Linked DNA regions of Homo sapiens: region 2 is linked to region 1. The links are chromatin loops, found by intact Hi-C in ENCODE. Cell type or tissue: mammary epithelial cell. All regions are shown on one strand.

Region 1 (5,000 bases):
TAAGACCAGAGTTCAGATAGTGAAGGAATAGACAAAGATTGCAGAATACATTATGGTACTTAAGTACAAAATCAAGACAAAAAGTGACTTCAGTATAAAATAATCAGTGCTATCACCTGCAGTATATCCAATGGAAGAAATAATAAATACAACTTAGAGATTTTCTTGGTACAACCATTAACAATATCCATAGCATATTATATTTGCTAAATATATAATTGCTTTTCAATTACCTCTTTAAAAGCTCCTTCAGGCACGGTCGAGTCAAGGGAAAATGGTTAATATACTTCCTATTCTTCCCAGGATTATTTAGTATGCCTGTCCAGACACTTTCAAACAATGGCTTATATCACTACTTCATTTACCTCTGGTCTAGGGGAGGTGGTAGAGTAGTGCAGCTAGTGAAGCCAGGCTAGCTTTACGAAAGCAGGAATTTTTTTTTCACACTCTTGTATCCGCAGTGACTAGCATTGTGCTTGGTACTTGGTAGACAATACCACATTTCGGTGATAGTAAGATGCCTTCAATTATTAGATATATCATAATTTTAAACGTGATCAAGAAGAAAACACACTTCCAATTAAATTGTGACAAATTATGTCTTATTACTTTGAATTTTACTTATATATTTATTCAAAATATTATTTTAGGCTTATTTAGACATAGATTTGTCATATGCTGTTCTAGTGAAAATGAAAACAGAAAACAAGAAAAGTGAAACTATTCCTAAAAATCTTCACATTCAGGATTTAACTTTCCTAATTGTGCATTAACTCAGAGTTGTTCAAATCCATGTTTCAGTACAATATTGTTCTTTGTGCCACAAGAGCATTGATATTGTGGCATCTCTAAAAAGAGTGCTCCACTCTTGTCTCTGTAGATTTTCTTCCAAGTCATTTCCACCCATTCTGTGATGCTATTGCTGGTCCTTTAATCTTATCTAAAGTTGTAATAGAAAGTTTTCAGACTACAATATCAGAAATCATATCCCCTTTTCATATAATTTGAAGATAGAACTACCATATGATCTGTCAATCCCACTACTGGGTATATATCTGAAAGAAATGAAATCAGTTGTGTTGAAAAGATCTCTGCACTCCCGTATTTATTGTGGCACTATTCATAATAGCCAAGGACATAATCAGCTGAAGTGTCCAACTACACATGCATGGATAGAGAAAATGTGGTATATATACACAATATAACACTCCTCAGTCATAAAACAGAACAAAATCCTATCATTTGTGGCAACATGGATGAACCTGGAGGACATTATGTTAAGTAAAATAAGCCAGGCACAAAAAGACAAATACCACATGAGCTCATAATGGGAAATTGCAAACACTGTGGGCCAGGTGGTGGGATCCTGAAAAGGATATGTGGAATCCTGAAAAGTTGATTCATAGTAGAGAGTAGAATGGTGGTTGTCAGAGGCTGGTTAGTATAGAGGAGAGGGGAGAATGAGGAAGGTTGGGCAATGGGCATAAAGTTACAGTTGGATGGAAAGAAGACATTCTGGTGTTCTACTTCACAATAGAATGACTATAACTCACAATAGTTTATGGTATATTTCAACATAGGTAGAAGAGAGGATTTTGAATGATATCACTACAAAGAAATAATATGTATTTAAAGTGATGGATGTGCTAATTACTCTGATTTGACATTATACAGTGTAATACATGTATTGAAATATCACACCATACCCCATAAATATGTACAATTATGTGTCAGTTATAAATAAAGTAAAACAAAAAATAACCCTTAAGTATTTCATTAAGTTGAAACCTCAAGAGAACGGAGTCATTCAGTCATGCCAGCAGGAAGAGCAATCAAGTTTGCACATGTGCAGGCAATGACAAATTCATACATCACAACCACCACCTGGCCTACAGTGTTTGCAATTTCCCATTAATTGAAAGATGCATCCCAATTTTAGAAATGTAAAAATGTAAAAGATGTAATTTTTCAAATTGATAAACTATGATATTAAAATACTAGAGATGCCAGGAGGAAGATGAGCAAGATAGATGGGGATTGCATGTTTTAGATGAAATAAAATAGATTAAGCATTGAGCTCAGTGCCTTCTCCTTGCATTTCCATCCTAGTAAAGAGCTGGAAGAATTCACACAGTCATTTACAGGCTCTTCCCATGTGAGAACTATCATCGAGAAGGCAGTTGACTAAGAGCCTCAGTTAAATTTTAATTTATTCTAATTAGTCAGATACTATTCATTCATTTTATTAATATTTATTAATAACCTGCAGTCTACCCAGTACTCTTCTAGTTGATGGGAACAGAATCACGAATCAAAAGGTCTATAGAGCTTATCTTCTAACAAGAGAAGCCCATATTGTAAATAAGTAAAAATTAACTGAATAATATAAATCCAGAGAAATAAGTTTTGTGATATTATTGATAGAGAATAACTGGGTTTAGTGCGGGTATTTTTTAGATAGGTGGTCAGGGAAGACCTCTTTGAGCAGCAATATTTATTGCCTGAGGCAAAATGAATGGCTGGGCAAATGAGTGGAAAGGACAGTTTTGAAGTACTATCTCAGCACAGCTTTGACTTAACTTTCGTCAGGTGGGAATGAGCAAGTTAATATTTGCAACAGATATTCCCTGCTACATTCCTAGTCAAAATTTAAGGGAAAACAACCATTTCTCTCTGTTAGAAAAGCTGCTGATACCTTTTTGTCTCTTTGTAAGATCAGCAAGGACTAAAACCTGTGTTATCTTCCTGAGTGGACTTATGATATGTTTGTGGTCAAAATTAAAGTTGAATATAAGTTATGGTTTGTTTTTTATATCTAGCACATCAACATTTTATCAGAGAACGATGAATACTGTCTTATTAGTTTAAAAATATTTGCCGTATATAATTACCTGTCAATTTTTCTTCAATATTTGATTACATTTTTGTTTTAATGAGGGCAATTTATTTTTAAAATGCAAAAATGTCATAATTGGGTCTTTGAGAGGTTTTAAGAGAGATTCATCATCTTTAATTTCAGCAAAAGCTTAGATTCTGCAGAACAAGTGGAAACAGTTCCATCAAGTGTCACTTGGTGGCAGCATAACAAAATTGCTATGAGAGTTCCTAACTTGGGGAGCTAAGTAAGTTCTTTTAGGAACAAGCTAGTGAAAAACAATATTATGGCTGTTTTGTAACACACAAAAAAACCTGCCAGTGTTCTTATAATTTATTATAAGAAAAACATTTTTAAATACCATATCATACATAGTAAATTTTTTTCATTAATATAGCGTTCATTAACAAATATTTATTGTTTCTATTATATGGTAGAAACTGAGTTAAGAGTTAGGGCTAGATAATTTAAGCATGGTCTCTACTTGGGGCTAAATTGTGTCCCCCCAAAATTCATATGTTGAAGTCCTAACCCCCAGTATCTTATAATGTGACCGTATTTGGAACAGGGTCTTTAAAAAGGTAATCAAGTTAGAGTGAGGTAGTGAATTTAGAATGAGCTAATTCTACAGGACTAGTGTACATATAAGAAGAGAAAATTTGGAAACACATACATGCAGAGGGAAAACTGTGTGAAGACAGAGGGAAAAGACAGATATCTACACGCCAAGAAGAGAAGCCTCAGAAGAAACCAACCCTATTAATACCTTAATCTCAGGCTTCTAATCTCCAAAATTGTGAGAAAATAAATTTCTGTTGTATAAGCCACCCCATGGTATTTTGTCATGGCAGCCCTAGCAAACTAGGCAGTTTTGATGCTCATGCCACATAACGTTTTAATTTTAAAAAACTGAAGCAGAGAAAAGTAATTTCTCTGCTATAAGTAATAAGGCAATGTGATGGGTTTTATAATAGATGCATGCTCAGAATTGTGAGCATGGTGGGGAGTGGAAGTAATTCTTTAGGATGATGTTGGAAGACCTTATATAAGAATATTTGATGTGGGTTTTTAAGATTAAGTAGAAATTTTCCGGGCAGAGAAATGGGAATGAGAATAAATGGTATTTAGGTAAAAGAAGATGATGTAACTGGAAATGGATAGGCAGGGGGTGACATAGAGTGTTGTGAAAATCTTGAGTTCTGAGTTGTTTATGGTCAGGAGATGGCCTGGAAATGTAAGTTGGGAGTAGATTTTGAAGAGGCATAAGCCATGTAAAAAGATATCTTTCGGGAGGCTGAGGCAGGAGAATCGCTTGAACCTGGGAGGTAGAGGTTGCAGTGAGCCAAGATTGCGCCACTGCACTCCAGCCTGGAGACAGAGCAAGACTCCATCTCAAAAAAAAAAAAAAAAAAAGATATCTTTATTGTCCAAGGCATTCCTTTCTTGAAATGGTAATATAAAATTATATATTTCAAATCGGTTGGCAAAATAGGTTCAAAAAGATTCACTAAAAAAACACAAAAAACGATAATTGATCAGTGATATCATTTGGATATTTGTTCCCACCCAAATCTCATATTGAATTGTAATCCCCAATGCTAGAGGAGGGGCCTAGTGGGAGGTGTTTGGATCATGGGAGCAGATCCTCATGGCTTGGTGCTGTGCTTGCTATAAGGAGTGATCTGTCACAAAATCTGGTCATTTAAAAGTATGTGACATCTACTCCCCTCACTCTTTCTCTCTTGTTTCTGCTTTCACTATGTGAAGTACCTGCTCCCCCTTGCCTTCCACAATGACTGGAAGCTTCCTGAGACCCCCCTAGAGGCAGCTGTCACTATGCTTCCTATATAGCCTGCAGAAGCATGAGCCAATTAAGCCTCTTTTTAAATAAATTACCCAGTGTCAGGTATTTTTTTTAGAGCAGTGTAAGAACAACCTGATACATAAAATCAGTACTGAGAAGTGAGGCATTACTATAAAGTTACCTGAAAATGTGGATGTGACTTTGGAACTGCGTAATGGGCAGAGGTTAGAAGAGTTTGGAGGGCTCAGAGGAAGACAAGATGATGAGAGAAAGTTTGATATTTCTTGGAAACTGGTAAAATGGTTGTGACCAAAATGCTGA
Region 2 (5,000 bases), 750 kb after region 1:
AATCTCTAAGGCAGGGGCAAAATGGCACCAGTCTCTTTGCTAAAACATAGCAAGAGTCACCTTTATTCCAGTTCCCAAAAAGCACCCCATCTCCATCTGAAAGCACCTAAACCTGGATTTCATTGTCCATACCACTATCGGCATTTTAGTCAAAGCCATTCAACAAGTCTCTAGCAAATTCTAAATTTTCTCACATCTTCCTGTCCCCTTCTGAACCCTCTGAACTGTTCCAACCTCTGCCTATTACCCAATTCCAAAGTAGCTTCCACGTTTTTGGTTATGCTTACAGCAGTACCCCATTCTACCAGTACTAATTTACTGTATTAGTCTGTTCTCACACTGCTAATAAAGACATACCAGAGACTGGGTAATTTATAAAGGACAGAGGTTTAATTGACTCACAGTTCCCCATGGCTCGGGAGGCCTCACAATCATGGCAGAAGCAAATGAGGAGAAAAGTCACGTCTTACATGGCAATGGGCAAGAGAGCATGTGCAAGGGAACTCCCCCTTTTAAAACCATCAGATCTCATGAGCCTTATTCACTATCATGAGAACAGCATGGAAAAGACCTGCCGCCATGTTTCAATTACCTCCCACCATGTCCCTCCCAAGACATGTGGAGATTATGGGAGCTACAATTCAAGATGACATTCGGTTGGAGACACAGCCAAATCATATTATTCTGCCCTTTTTTTGTGGAAATATGACATATTCAGTTTCCAAGGGTTAGGACATAGCCTTTGGGAGGGCCATTATTCTGTCTACCACAAATAGTACAGGTATGGGTTGCAAAACTGACATACCTGGGTTACAAGTCACCACAAATTATCTAGCTTTTTTGCTGTAGTGCTCTTGTGGGGAAAGTAGTACCTCCATCACTGGGTTATATAAAAAACAATTTTTTAAAATGAATCTAAAGAGGGTTTTTAGGACTGTGACTGACATATAGTAAGATTTAAATATATGTTAGTTATTATTAAAATTTTGGTAATCTCTTGACGGTACTTGTTTGACAAAGTGATTGAGCAAAAGCTTTTTTCTTTTCTTTCTTTCTTTCTTTTTTTTTTTAAGACTGGGTCTCACTTTTTAGCCCAGTCTGGAATGCAGCGATGTAATTACAGCTCAGCGCAGCCTTGACCTCCTGGGCTCAAGTGATCCTCCCACTTCAGCCTCCTGAGCATCTGGGACTACAGGTATATGCCACTGTGCCCAGCTATTTATTTATTTATTTATTCATTCATTCATTTATTTTAGAGACAGGGTCTCCCTGTGTTGCCCAGGATGACCTCAGACTTCTGGTCTCAAGCAATCCTCCCACCTTAGCCTCCCAAAATGCTAGAATTACCGACATGAACCACCACACCCTGCCAAAAGTTTTTTATTTATGTCAAGTATGATAGTGATGAACAGTTAAGCTGTAAACTCAAGGTCTTAAAGGCTTTGAAAAAGAAAAAAATAAATTGTATAGTTCAAGAAATAAAAGCTAATTTGAAAATTGCAGTTCTAACAGAGAATATTCTATAAAGGACTTGCCCCCTTTGCCTAATTACATTGGCCTCCTAAGGAAACCTATGTCCCTTTGGCATTGTCACTCACACATGTATAAACTGCAATGTTCATTGACCCAGAGCACAGTTTTTCCAGTCTTAATACATGTTCCCTATATTAAGCTCTGGGACTTTTCCTTCCTGTTACAAAAATAATTTCATTTTGTAAACACTTTGTGGTAGTCTCAAAATACTTTAAATACAGCCAGAGTCTCTTTCAAGCCCCAATACCCAAAAGTAGGATCTTCCGAAAAGCATCATGCACTTAATGTAAAGTGCATTTTTGCCAGCTTTAATCTGTAAGTAAACACTGCAGACAGCTGGTCTTATTGCATGAGGCTGTGTATAAACACAGTTTCAGGTCTCTAAATCTCATTAGTTACCATACTTCCCATTCCTATTCCCACACTAAGCTTTGTCATTGGAAAAATTGGTTCATCTCCTTCTCTGTTTCTTTGCCTATCTTGGATTTTTTAGAACACATATATGCATTTTATTTTATTTTGTTTTAAAATTATTTCCACTGAAGTACCTCTACTTTATACCTTCCAAAAATTCACCAATGCTTCTGTCTCATTAATAACATCCTTTTATGTTTTCCAACAATGCTATAGATTCTTCTCATGTTTGTTTCCTTTGTTGTTTCTATGAGATTTGGAGAATGTGAGCTTCATCCACAACAGGATCAAAAGTCTAAACCATTACATTTTGTTTCGATATATGTGTACGTTAAAAATTTATTTGAAACAAGCCTACTCACATTTTTGAAAGAGCAATATATTTTCATTAACATAACTTAATGATACTATTGAAAATATAATGTATATTAAACAATAATCTCAAATTTTTCTGATGTTGTGTATCATACTTAGTAATAATTATATAATGTTTTTGTATTTAATGAATAATAAAATCAATTGAGGTAATTATCAAGTTAAAATTAACTTCCAGGTTATTGTTTAATTTCAAGAAGAAAAATACCAAATCAAAGTAGAACACATCTCAGAAATACTTTAGACTTTAAGCATTAATTTTTCACCTTAGATTTCTTCTTTTGGTGAGATTAAGTGCAAGCTATTATCAAACATATAATTGTAAAATTATCTATGTGTATTTTATATCAGACTCCAAAGACTTATACTGCTATCTAGTGGCTATATTGAGTAATATAGAATTATTAACTAGGTAATCCTGCTCAAAATGCATAACACTACACCATTGCCAGTATATTTTTGAAAATAACTAAGATTGGCTTACTGTTCATCTTCTAAGAACATAAGCTCTAAAAATTGCACTTGACTTGCTTATGGAGGACAAGGTACAAATTCTTTCATTGTGAATGTAATATACTTTATGAATAAATGTATTGTTTTAATGATGAATAAAATAATGTTTAAGGATGGAAACACTGAACAAAAAAAAAATCAGATAAACACGAGAACAACCCTTAAATAATGAATCACTCTTTCTGATAATAAAAACATAGCTTCTTCTGAATATGTAATACCTTGTCCTTGACTTTTAAACATTGCTAGGATTTTTACATTTTTACCCAGGGATTTTCTAGTGATGGTACAAACTGGGTTACATTTTAAGCAAAGCTATTTACAGGGCACATGAAGTTCAAAGAAATTCTAAGGTAACCTTTTCAGTTTATTATTTGTATATTGAGAATTCACATTGTAAAGGATAATTGAGAGTTCTTAAAACCTAAATTATTCGCAGTGAAGAAAAAGAGGGAAAGTTGCCATGTGAAGATTTGATAACCAATGTGAGGATCAAACAGGCAAAATGTAGTGGTTAGTTGGCCTAGCTTTTTTAATGGCTGTATCACGTCTACATTATTGAAAAGATCACTTGAAAAGGATGACTACTAAGGAAAATAACGTATTCTCCAAATGTCGAGATTTTGAAGTGAGAGCATTACCTGATCCCCCTCACAGTACGTGCAGCAGGGGTGTGGCTGGTCTGTTTGGCCACCATGCACTCAAACACCTTACAGGAGGGGGAGCATGCAGACGGGCAGGTGCAGGAACCAGGGCAAGCACTTTTGGGCTCTGTCCACATTGTAGCACCTGGGGTGGGTGGTACCTGACACTCCTGAAGCCCCAGTGGGCATGTTACAATGCACTTTTAGTTCTGCCATCCGCAGATGGCTTAAGTGTTAACCAGCTTAGTGCCCTCTTGGTACCCAGGTTCTTGTTGGGCATCCAGGAAGAATCAGGGACACGTGGATGAATTAAATGATGGTAAATGTGGGGGATTTTTTTGTGAGATGGAGGTGGCTCTCAGCAGGATGGATGGGGAGCTGGAAAGGGGATACAGTGGAAAGATGATCTTCTCCTGGAGTTTGGCCATCCCTTGGATCTCCTCTCTGACCATCCCCAGCCAAACTCCTCTCAATGTTCAGATGCTCCTTCTCTTCTCTCCTTCTCTGCTGCACTGTTCTGCCACTCTTCTGCTTCTCTGCTCTGCTGCTTGTCTGCTCATCCGCTTGTGGAGCCTGGGGTTTGGGGTTTATATGGGTACAGGATGGGGGGTGTAGCAGGCCAAAAGGCAACATTTGGGCACAAAAACAGGAATGTTTGTTCCATTTAGGGCCACAGGTTTCCAGGCTTGAGGTTGGGGCCTTTACCTAGGGACCACCCTCTTCTACCCAGTATTTCCCTGCCTCCTGTCCATATCAATTTGACAGCACTGTCTCCACAAAGAGGGGCCAGGCAAATGTTTCAGTATTATTGTTCATAGGAGGAAGGCTAGTTCTGCTGTTTAATATCTGAAAATTGTCTTTGCTACCCAAATACATCCCCTACTCACAGATATAGATTGAACATATACGTGCGCCCATAGATGAACATGTGCAGGATCACAGAGTTCAGATTGTTACCTAGGCTACAAGGTAAACATTTAGTTTTTCTCCTAGGGCAGTGTAACCCTAATTACCTTGAAAATTAAATAAATCTTAGAAATTTGACATTTTCTGGAAATAGCCCTTAGATATTTATAAACATATTAAATGCTATATAATTCATATAATGCTCAATAAAAATGTTAGCACATATTTTAATCATAATTTTTACACCTAAATGTTAAAATTTGTAATACTTATCATGGCTATTATTTTGGATGTCTCATGGACTCCTTAAACTCAATCAAAGTATTTAAATGAAGATCATTTAGAGTTTCTGTAAGGTTTTACTTACAAATTATTCATCATCATTTTTCAACAGTAAGGCAATTGCACAGTACAACAAAGGATTATTTATAAATTTTCAATAGGACTGAAATCATGGCTGTGTAATGAAGAGCTTCATGATGCTACTAATAATTTAATTGCTCTGAAGATACTGGAATACATCCCAAGTCAAGTGTCACCAACTACTTCTCAACCATAATGATATAAGAATAACTATTCCAAAATCATTAAATTCTGAGGTAAAGGCTAACTTAA

The links. Peaks named below come from ENCODE experiments on the same cell type or tissue, not always from the same donor. Only the 100,000 strongest peaks of a DNase experiment are listed, where the experiment ranks them.
Region 2: a loop joins it to region 1, with 4 times the contacts of the local background. A loop is called at or near these places in 14 of 110 quality-filtered maps.

What each region holds. Positions count from the first base shown.
Region 1 is chr7:79,295,286-79,300,285 of GRCh38, forward strand. The region is part of intron 1 of MAGI2 (membrane associated guanylate kinase, WW and PDZ domain containing 2); the gene reads right to left. Among named protein-coding and RNA genes, the nearest start is that of MAGI2-AS3, 160 kb to the right of the region's middle. In mammary epithelial cell, a CTCF peak has its summit at 3,077; a DNase peak (open chromatin) is centred at 1,836; H3K27ac peaks cover 2,300 bases.
Region 2 is chr7:80,045,360-80,050,359 of GRCh38, forward strand. No RefSeq gene overlaps it. Among named protein-coding and RNA genes, the nearest start is that of GNAI1, 87 kb to the right of the region's middle. In mammary epithelial cell, a CTCF peak has its summit at 2,692 (motif pointing left); no DNase peak of the experiment used is centred here.